Linked DNA regions of Homo sapiens: region 2 is linked to region 1. Evidence: chromatin contacts called from ENCODE Hi-C data. All regions are on one chromosome and are shown on one strand. Each heading gives the region's core, a stretch centred on a gene start or an enhancer-like site at or near the end of the contact. The rest is flanking DNA. Distances are from core to core; before and after follow the strand shown.

Evidence for each region. Hi-C counts contacts between places; a loop is a spot of excess contacts on that map. Pooled maps may share reads with other maps.
Region 2: a map of CD8-positive, alpha-beta T cell shows a loop between it and region 1 (17-fold over the local background). The contact joins the promoter of ELL here to the promoter of DDA1 in region 1. A Hi-C loop is called at or near these places in 2 of 168 maps with a recorded cell type or tissue (CD8-positive, alpha-beta T cell and naive thymus-derived CD4-positive, alpha-beta T cell) and 9 of 50 pooled maps.

The regions. Positions count from the first base shown.
Region 1 is chr19:17,307,535-17,312,277 of GRCh38, forward strand. DDA1 (DET1 and DDB1 associated 1) reads left to right here and starts at 2,029. Exons shown (of 5, transcript NM_024050.6): 1 at 2,029-2,123. The coding sequence starts at 2,121. RefSeq lists enhancers at 1,332-1,893, 1,615-1,804, 1,894-2,457, 4,683-4,743 and a silencer at 2,245-2,344.
Region 2 is chr19:18,519,199-18,523,340 of GRCh38, forward strand. ELL (elongation factor for RNA polymerase II) reads right to left here and starts at 2,872. Exons shown (of 12, transcript NM_006532.4): 1 at 2,723-2,872. The coding sequence starts at 2,857. RefSeq lists silencers at 1,556-1,605, 2,336-2,645 and enhancers at 1,861-2,376, 2,377-2,892, 3,036-3,365.

The DNA.
Region 1 (4,743 bases), core at 779-3,278:
ATCCCTGCTTACTGCAACCTCTGCCTCCTGGGTTCAAGCAATTCTGGTGCCTCAGCCTCCCAAGTAGCTGGGATTACAGGTGCATGCCACCACGCCCAGCTAATTTATGTATTTTTAGTAGAGGGGAGTTTCACCATGTTGACCAGGCTGGTCTTGAACTCCAGCCCATAAGGAGTTTGAATCTTCCACTTGTCCCTTGGGGATGTTTGATTTTGAGCAAGAATTTAACACTGTGAGGTGCATTTGTCGCCTATAAAATGCAGTGCTGGTTTCTCCTCTGCTCTGTTGCTGTTGGAGTAATAATACTTAGTAGCTTCCACTTAGCAACTTCACTGTGCAATTGCTGTGTGCTGGGTGCCCATTCTTTGCCCTGGAAGTCAGGAAGGCAGTTTGGACACAGAGGTGTCAGGGCTGGGAGGGGGATTGTGAGGGCTGTAGGACTTCAGGGAAGGTACCTGACTTGCCTTTTTGAAGAATGCAGTCAGGGAAGTCTTGGAGGAAATGGCAAGGTCTGGGAGAGCCCAGACATAGAAGGAATTGGTTAGAGGTGAGGACACAGGTGGGCAATGAAGACCGCAGGTGCCCATAAATGGGGCCAAGGAGGTGGGATTGAATACTAGGGAGTTACGGGAGGTGGTTGAGCAAGACGGTGTCGAGGAGGAGCTAGGGAGTGTTATGGTTCTTATCTTCTAGGGCTGCTTTAAAAACGTAATAAACACAAGAAGATGCCGGCACGATGGCTCCCAGAACTTTGGGAAGCCAAGTCTGGAGGATTGCTTGAGGCCAGAAGTTCGAGACCAGCTTGGGAAACATAGCAAGACCCCTGTGTCTTTTTTTTTTTTTTCTTTTGAGAGGGAGTTTAGCTCTTGTTGCCCAGACTGGACTGTAGTGGCTTAATCTCGGCTGACTGACACCTCCGCCTTCTGGTTTTAAGCGATTCTCCTGCCTCAGCCTCTTGAGTAGCTGGGATGACAGGCGCCCGCCACCACGCCCGGCTAATTTTTGTATTTTAGTAGAGATGGGGTTTCACCATGTTGGCCAGGCTGGTCTCAAACTCCTGACCTCGTGATCCGCCCGCCTCGGCTTCCCAAAGTGCTGGGATTGCTGGGATTACAGGCGTGAGCCACCGTGCCCCGCCTTTTTTTTTTTGAGACAGAGTCTCCCTCTGTCCGCCAGGCTGGAGTGCAGTGGCGCGATCTCAGCTCACTGCAAGATCCGCCTCACTCACGGTTCACGCCGTTGTCCTGCTTCGGCCTCCGGAGTAGCTGGGACTACAGGCGTCCGCCACCACGCCCGGCTAATTTTTTGTATTTTTAGTAGAGACGTGGTTTCACCGTGTTAGCCAGGACGGTCTCGATCTCCTGACCTCGTGATCCACCCGCGTCGGCCTCCCAAAGTGCTGGGATTACAGGCGTGAGCCACTGCGCCCGGCTGGCTTTTTTTTTTTTTTTTTGAGACTGATTTTCGCTCTTGTTGCCCAGGCTGGAGTGCAATGGCACGATCTTGGCTCACTGCAACCTCCGCCTCCCGGGTTCAAGTGATTCTCCTGCCTCAGCCTCCCTACTAGCTGGAATTACAGGCGCAGAGATGGGGTTTCACCATGCTGGCCAGGCTGGTCTCGAACTGCTGACCTCAGGCGATCTACCCGCCTCGGCCTCCCAAAGTGCTAAGATTACAGGAGTGAGCCACCGCACCCGGCCGAACCTCGCATCTTAAAAACACACAGACACACAAAAGCTCTAGAGAGCCTCGCGGAGCTGTAAACTACAGCTCCCAAGAGACTTCGCGGCCGAGGCCTCCGCCCACTTCCGGATCTCACTTTCATTGCTTCCAAGTACCGGGAGGTGCTTTGCTTCTTCAACCGAACTTGACCACAATGGGAGGAGGCGTGGCAACCAATGGGCGCATGAGTTAGCTGGATGCGGCCAATGGAAGCGTGCAAAGCGCTCCTATGTGGGGGCGGGGCTAGACTGCACACCAATGACAGGGAGGTGGTGGCGCCATCAGTGTGGGCTGTGCCGTGGCTGGAAGTTACTGTGAGGCGGCGGCTAAGAAGGCGGCTCTGGTGGCGGCGGTGGAGGCTGAGGCGGCGGCCGAGGCGGCGACGGAGGAAACAGAAGATGGTGAGGATGGCCTCCAGGCCCCCACTCCCCCTCTGCTAGACAAAATGGCGCTGTGGTCCCACCCACCTCTAGTATCCCCCTAGGCCCCTCTCCGTTCTGCCCGGTCCCCTCAGGTCCGGCCCGCCCCTCCCACTCACCTGTGACCTTCGACCCCCGGACCCTACCGAGAGCTTCCTGCTGATCCCACTGCCACTCCTTCTCCGACCCCTGACCCCATCCAGGATACCAAGCCCTGACAACTCATTCATTTCCGGGTTGCGGCTCCCCCCGGAAATCGTCTGGGGTGGGGATGGGGTCCCGTAAGACCCCCTGGTCTGGCCTCGTTCTCAGCACGCCGGACCTGGATCTCTTCAGTTCAGGAGAATTTGGGAGGCCGGCCTGGGCCCCGGGGCGGGGGAGGGGGCTTGGCACCGCGATATGCAGGGCTTTGTCGCCAAAGGAAGTGCGACATCGCCGATTGTCCCGGTTCCCCGGGCCCTGACCCCACCTCCACCATTCTGGGCCCTTACCCGCCTCTAAGAATGAAAAACTTTTATCTCCGATCCGCATGGATTGTCCCTGTGAAATGAGGGTAGCAGTAGTCTGAACCTCTTAGGGTGGTGACAATTTAGGTAACTGACGTCGTAAAGGACTCAGGATAGTGAATGCTCAACAGATGAGCTGGGTGACTCGAGGCCAGTGACGTTCTCTTCTAGCTGTCCCCTCATTATGAAGTGTGGATCGTCCCCACCTGGCTGTTGGAAGGTTGAAATTCCTTCAGGGTTCCTCAGTCATCCTGGAATTTGGGTCTGGTGGTTCTTCGGGGTTCAGTCTCCCCACCTGAAAAGTGGGATGGTGACCCACCCTCAGAGTGGAACTAAAGCCTCTCCACAACCCCCATTAGTTGGCATCCTGAGGGCTGGGAAGGGTGATGGGAAGCTTGGTCAAGATACCTCAAGTCTCCTTTGTCCCCTGACCCAGAGTCCCAGCCCACAATCCACAGTCCTTGGGATGTGGTGGGGATGAAAGGAAGACTCCCTTTCAGGAAGGAAATGGGAAGGTGGGTTCCTAGTGTGCGGGTCCCCAAGCCTGGGAGTTGTCCTTGATACCTTGGTACAGTCTCATCCCTACAGCCAATCATAAGTGGATTAGATTGTCTCTGCCTTCTGAACACACCTGAATTCATCCATGGCTTCATGCCCTGTTGCAGGTACTGCCACTTCCCACCTGCATACCTGTCCCAGCTTCTTCCCTGGTCTCCTAGCCTTGCTCTCACCCCTTTGGCAGTTCATAATTCACCTGAACCAGAAGGAACTTTTTTTTTGGAGTCAGGGTCTCACTCTGGCGCCCAGACTGGAGGCTCAAGAGATCCCCACACCAGGCTCATTTTTGTACTTTTTGGAGAGATGGGGATTCCCTATGTTGCCCAGGCTGGTCTCAAACTCCTGGGCTCAAGTGATCCTGCCTCAGCCTCCCAAAGTGCTGGTATTACAGGTGTGAGGCACTGCATGGGGCCTGAGAAGGAGGTTGTTTTTTTTTTTTCTTTTGAGATGGAGTCTTGCTCTGTCGCCCAGGCTGGAGTGCAGTGGCATGATCTCGGCTCACTGGAACCTCCGCCTCCTGGGTTCAAGCCATTCTCCTGCCTCAGCCTCCCAAGTAGGTGGGACCCACCACCATGCCCGGCTAATTTTTGTATTTCTAGTAGAGACAGGTTTTCACCATATTGGCCAGGCTGGTCTTGAACTCCTGACCTTGTGATCCACCCGCTTCGGACTCCCAAAGTGCTGGGAGTACAGGTGTGAGCCACTGCGCCCGGCCAGAAGGAGCTTTTAAAGATGTGCATCAAATGATACCACTTTCTAGCCTATAAAATGCTCCAGGAACCCTGGCGGCTCCCCTCCTCACCCTGAGGCCCCTGGCCACCTCTATGACCTTATCTCCACTCTCTTCTCCACTCTGTCTGTGAGCTTCAGCCACCCTGGCCTTGTTTTCACTTCCTCACACTCCAGGTTCCTGCTACCCCAGGGCCTTTACACCTGCTGCTCTTTCTGCTCGGAACACTCTTCCTCCTGTGATCGAGGTCATTCCTGACTTTGGGGGGCCCCCAGTTCTCTGCTATTAGTGTACTGCTTCTCTTTCTCATCTCTTTGTTGGGTCTCTGGCAGGCTACCTGCAGTGGGACTGGCACACAGGTGTCCAGTGCGTGTCTGCTGAGGCACCTGTGAGGGCCCAGCCGTGGCTGGCATTTGTCTGGAATGAGGCCTCCCCCACCCCCTGCCCCCATGTCTCGAGGCCTTGTTTTCCAGCTTAGCATGACAGGAAGGCTGCACGTACCCTGCCTTCATTCATTTGTCCAACGCAGACATGTTGATCCTAAAGGCTGCCCCTGAGGGAGCTCTGTGCAAAGCATTCCCCTTGTTGTCTTATGACTCAGAGTAACCCTGGGAGGTGGCCCTGTTGGAATGCGTCTCTTCACAGGGAGGCCCAGAGGCTGGGAAGTCCCTCGTCCCAGGTCACACAACCAGGGACGGGCTAAGCCAGGATTGAGAGCAGAATGCCCGGAGTACCTGCACCTCTCGCCACTCAGCCACCGGGCCCTGTGTGAGCCCGGCCAGGGTTCAGTCAGCCCTGTCCTGTCCTC
Region 2 (4,142 bases), core at 1,622-4,121, 1.2 Mb after region 1:
TCCAGCCTGGACAACAGAGCAAGACTCCGTCTCAAAAAAAAAAAAAAGAAATTAAAAATAAAAGCCCTCTCCACAAGTTGCAATTGGCAAACTATATAACCACAGCATCGAGGAATACAAAACTCTGGCTTCTGGGTGATAGAGTTGTCCACATGAGAGTTTGTCCATAACCAGTATATTTCTCTGGTTACACAATCAAGTTCTTCAAGCCACCTTCCTCAAGCTCACTACCCAAAACCACAGAGAGCACGGAGCTGCCGTGCCTTAGAAAAGTCCATCCACTATACTGCCCCATGGGCAAGATTAAATTCGAAAGTAGCCAAGCTGGCTGGGAGCAGTGGCTCATGCCTGTAGTCCCAGCACTTTTAGAGGCTGAGAAGGACGGATCACTGGAGGTCAGGAGTTCAAGACCAGCCTGGCCAACATGGCAAAACCCTGTCTCTACTAAAAATACAAAAATTAGCCGGGTGTGGTGGCACGTGCCTGTAGTCCCAGCTACTCGGGAGGCTGAGGCAGGAGAATCGCTTGAACCCGGGAGGCAGAAGCTGCAGTGAGCCGGGATCGCGCCACCTCAATGAAGCCTGGGCAGCAGAGTGAAACTCCATCTCAAAAAAAAAAAAAAAAAAGAAAGAAAGAAAGAAAGAAAGTGGCCAAGCCACTTAAATTACCAGACAGCTTTTTGAGAAAAATCCAAGTTTGAATCACCCCAAAATATAATCCAGCCAGCCAAGTTGCTCTGGATGGCTTGGAAAAGTTCTTCTAGGAAGCCCCTCCTGGCTGGTCAACACACTGCCCTACACAGCTGGGCTCCGAGCCAGAGGAGTTTAACAGTCCACAGTTACCTTCACCCTAACATGAGGAAGATCCAGCTTAGAGAGGGGATGTAACCAATACCCTAAAGTAAAAATAGCAGTGTGACAGCATGAGGTGGACACACAGGCGGACCTTCTGGACTGAAAAGCAAGCGAGGGCAGCATCAGAGAGAAGGCGGAGCTCCTGGTTCCTAAAGCACAGAAGACAGTGGTGACCAGGTACCAAGTCCATCGTAGTTATATGACTCACGAGCTCTCCCCCAGCTGTTTCTAGGAAAGCCTGCCTTCCTGCAGGACAAGTCAGAATCGCTCAGGGAAAAAGACCCAGGGCCAGAATTCTACCAGGAAGAGAGGCTCTGGCTGGTCATGGGCCAGCAGCTGCTGTCGCTGCCACTGTCTCCTCCTCACCTGCAGGGGCGCCTTAGCCTCATCTTGGGGAGTCTTTTTGACAAGGTGCGAACTTGCTCTTTCAAAAAAAAATGAAATCCTCATTCCATGAAGGGGAAAACTGCGACACCGGGACAGGGAGGAAATTGCCCAAAGACATGGGAAGAAGCACGGAAGGGGTGGGCACCGGGAGAGTGGTGGAAACGAAACAGGGGGAAGAAATTCTCGGCTTAGCTAATGGAGCTGAACAAGTTCGGGGCAGGAAGAAAGCCACATTCCTTCCTAGTTAGTCTCCCTCCTCCCCCGCCCGCGGCACCCCCCCACCCCCACCATCAACAGTATACACAAACACACACACACGCAGGGAGCAGGGCTCTCTGAGCCCGAGACTAGACCCACCCCCACTCCCTTTAGGGCAATGAAGCCCCCAATTTCCAGAAAAGGAGTTACAAGGTTCCTAAACCACTTCCCCTCGGGACCTGACCACTGGTCATCTGCAACTTCTGACCCAGCACAGACGGGGGGAGGGGGGGCCATGACACAAACAGAAATGAAAAAGGCAGGTTTCTGACCACGGCCCCAGATGCGCCCCAAAGTCAGGCCCAAGAGAACATACACAGCAGCCTCCCCTCCCCACCACCAGCCAGGTGGCAGAACCGAAACGCCTCAAACTTCCCCCAGATGGGCCCAAATCGGCCTCTGAGAAGTTCCAGAGTCAGCGGCCAGATGTGGTAGCCAGAGCTTCCTCCTGGGTGGCAGGGATCCCCTACATGTGCCCTGAGGATAACATCACAGCCGCCCCCAACACTTCCACTCTCCAAGGAACCTCTCTCCGGAGAGAGAGGGTCACCTGGGGGTAAGGGGAGCAGAAAGCTGGGACAAGCTGTCAGTTTCTGCCCAAACTCCCCGTCCCAAGAACCAAAGTGGCCCAACCTGAGTGGCTTCATCGGAACGCGTCAAAGCCAGCCCCCAGCTGCAAAGCCTTCCACCCAGACAGAACAGACCCCCACAAGTGCCTCGCTGACCACCCCCTGCCGGGCACCCAGACGATCGCTGCTTCCCAGGAGGACAGACACAGTCACCCCCACCAACGGCGCTGCCCCGGCCCCAGATGGAAAAGCCCCCAGCTTCCCCCTATCACGGTGCCGGGACCGTGCGGCCCACCGCCTCCTCGCCCCGCCGCCAGGTGCGCAAACTGGACCCTGCCCAGGTGCCCAGCAGGCCAGAAAGGCCCCGGACGCCGCCAGGTGCCGACACCGACGCCCCCCGGGCCCGGCGCGCGAGTCTGGGCCCCTCAGCAGCCCCGGGCCACCCGCCTGTATTGCCTCCTAGTGCTGAGAAGGAACGCGGTTCTCAGCGCTCCAGGCCGGACTGGCGCCCACTCCGCGCCCCGCCGGCCCAGGGACCCGCGAGCAGCACCACAGACCTAGCGTCTCCGAGCCCGGACGCCTCAGTGAGGGGAGCGCGAGGCCGGCCCGCGTCCGGACGTTCCCCACTGGCGCGCCGGGCGCCATGCCACTCACCTGTCTGGCGCGGTAGCTCTCGAAGGCCCTCAGGGCACTGTCGGTGAGCTTCACGTGGAACACCGACACCTTGCTGCCGTCGCTAACCCGCCCGCACGACAGCCCGTAGCTCCTATCCTCCTTCAGCGCCGCCATCTTGCGACCATCTCTCCCCCGCGCCCCCTTCCCGGCTCCAGCGCCGCCACGCCGGCCACGCCCCGCCCCGCCGCCCGCTGACGCGCTGCATTATTCATGAGACGCGGCTGGCCACGCCCCCCGAGTCCGACCAAACCAACAGTCGCCGCCACACCGGCAGGCAGCGCACTACATTATTCAGGAGACGCGCCTGGCCACGCCCCATGAGGGCCCCACAAGGCCCACAGTCAACGCCCCAAGTTGTTGCATATTCATAAGGCACTTATGGCCCCGCCTCTTCAGGCCCTAGGGGTGGCCACTTCCGTGAACGAACTCCGCCTCAACACGCGCACCCCTCCAGGCCCCGCCTCCATAGTATTATACATAACCCTGACTCAGCCAGCCAGGCGCGTCAAAGCCCCGCCCCTACAGCCGCTGACGTGATGCATTATTTATGAGATCTCTACAGTCTTCCGTCTTTGGCTTCTGTGGAAAGCCGCAGAGAGGGCGTGGAGGGGCGGAGCCGGCTCGAAACACGTGGGTGGGTAGGCCCCGCCGCGGGCCGGGAGGGTGGGCGTGGCTATGTAAACGGAGCGCGCGCGTTGGACGCTGGGTTGGACACATAAGGCATCCCTTAGGCGGGGTGGATGGGACTTCCACCCAGGGAAGGTGCTGGACCGGTAGGTGGAAGAGGAGCTGGTAAACTTTTTCTTATGAGATGAGTACTTTTAATAGGATAAAATCCTACATCCCCACAGTCCCTGAGCGATGGTGCAGTCCAGCTTCATTTTCCTATTTTAATTTTTTTTTGAGGGGTCTTGCTGTGTTGCCCAGGCTGGAGTGCAATGGCGCCATCATGGCTCACTGCACCCTCGACCTCCTGAACTCAAACTGATCCTCCTTGTCTGGGTCTGCTGAAATGCTAGGATTACAGGAGTGAGCCACCAAGCCCAGACTTCCATTTTCTTTTCTTTTCTTTTTTTTTTTTTTTGAGACGGAGTCTTGCTCATCAGCCCAGACTGGAGAACAGTGGCGCTATCTCGGCTCAATGCAACCATCGTCTCCTGAATTCAAGCGATTCTCCTGTCTCAGCCTCTCGAGTAGCTGGGATTACAGGCGCCCGCCATCATGCCCAGCTAATTTTTGTATTTTAGTAGAGATGGGGTTTCACCATGTTGACCAGGCTGGTCTTGAACTCCTGACCTCAGGTGATCCGCGCGCCTCGCCCTCCCAAAGTGCTAGGATTACAGGCGTGAGCCACCTCCCCCAGTTTTTGTTTGTTTGTTTGTTTTTAGACAGAGTTTCG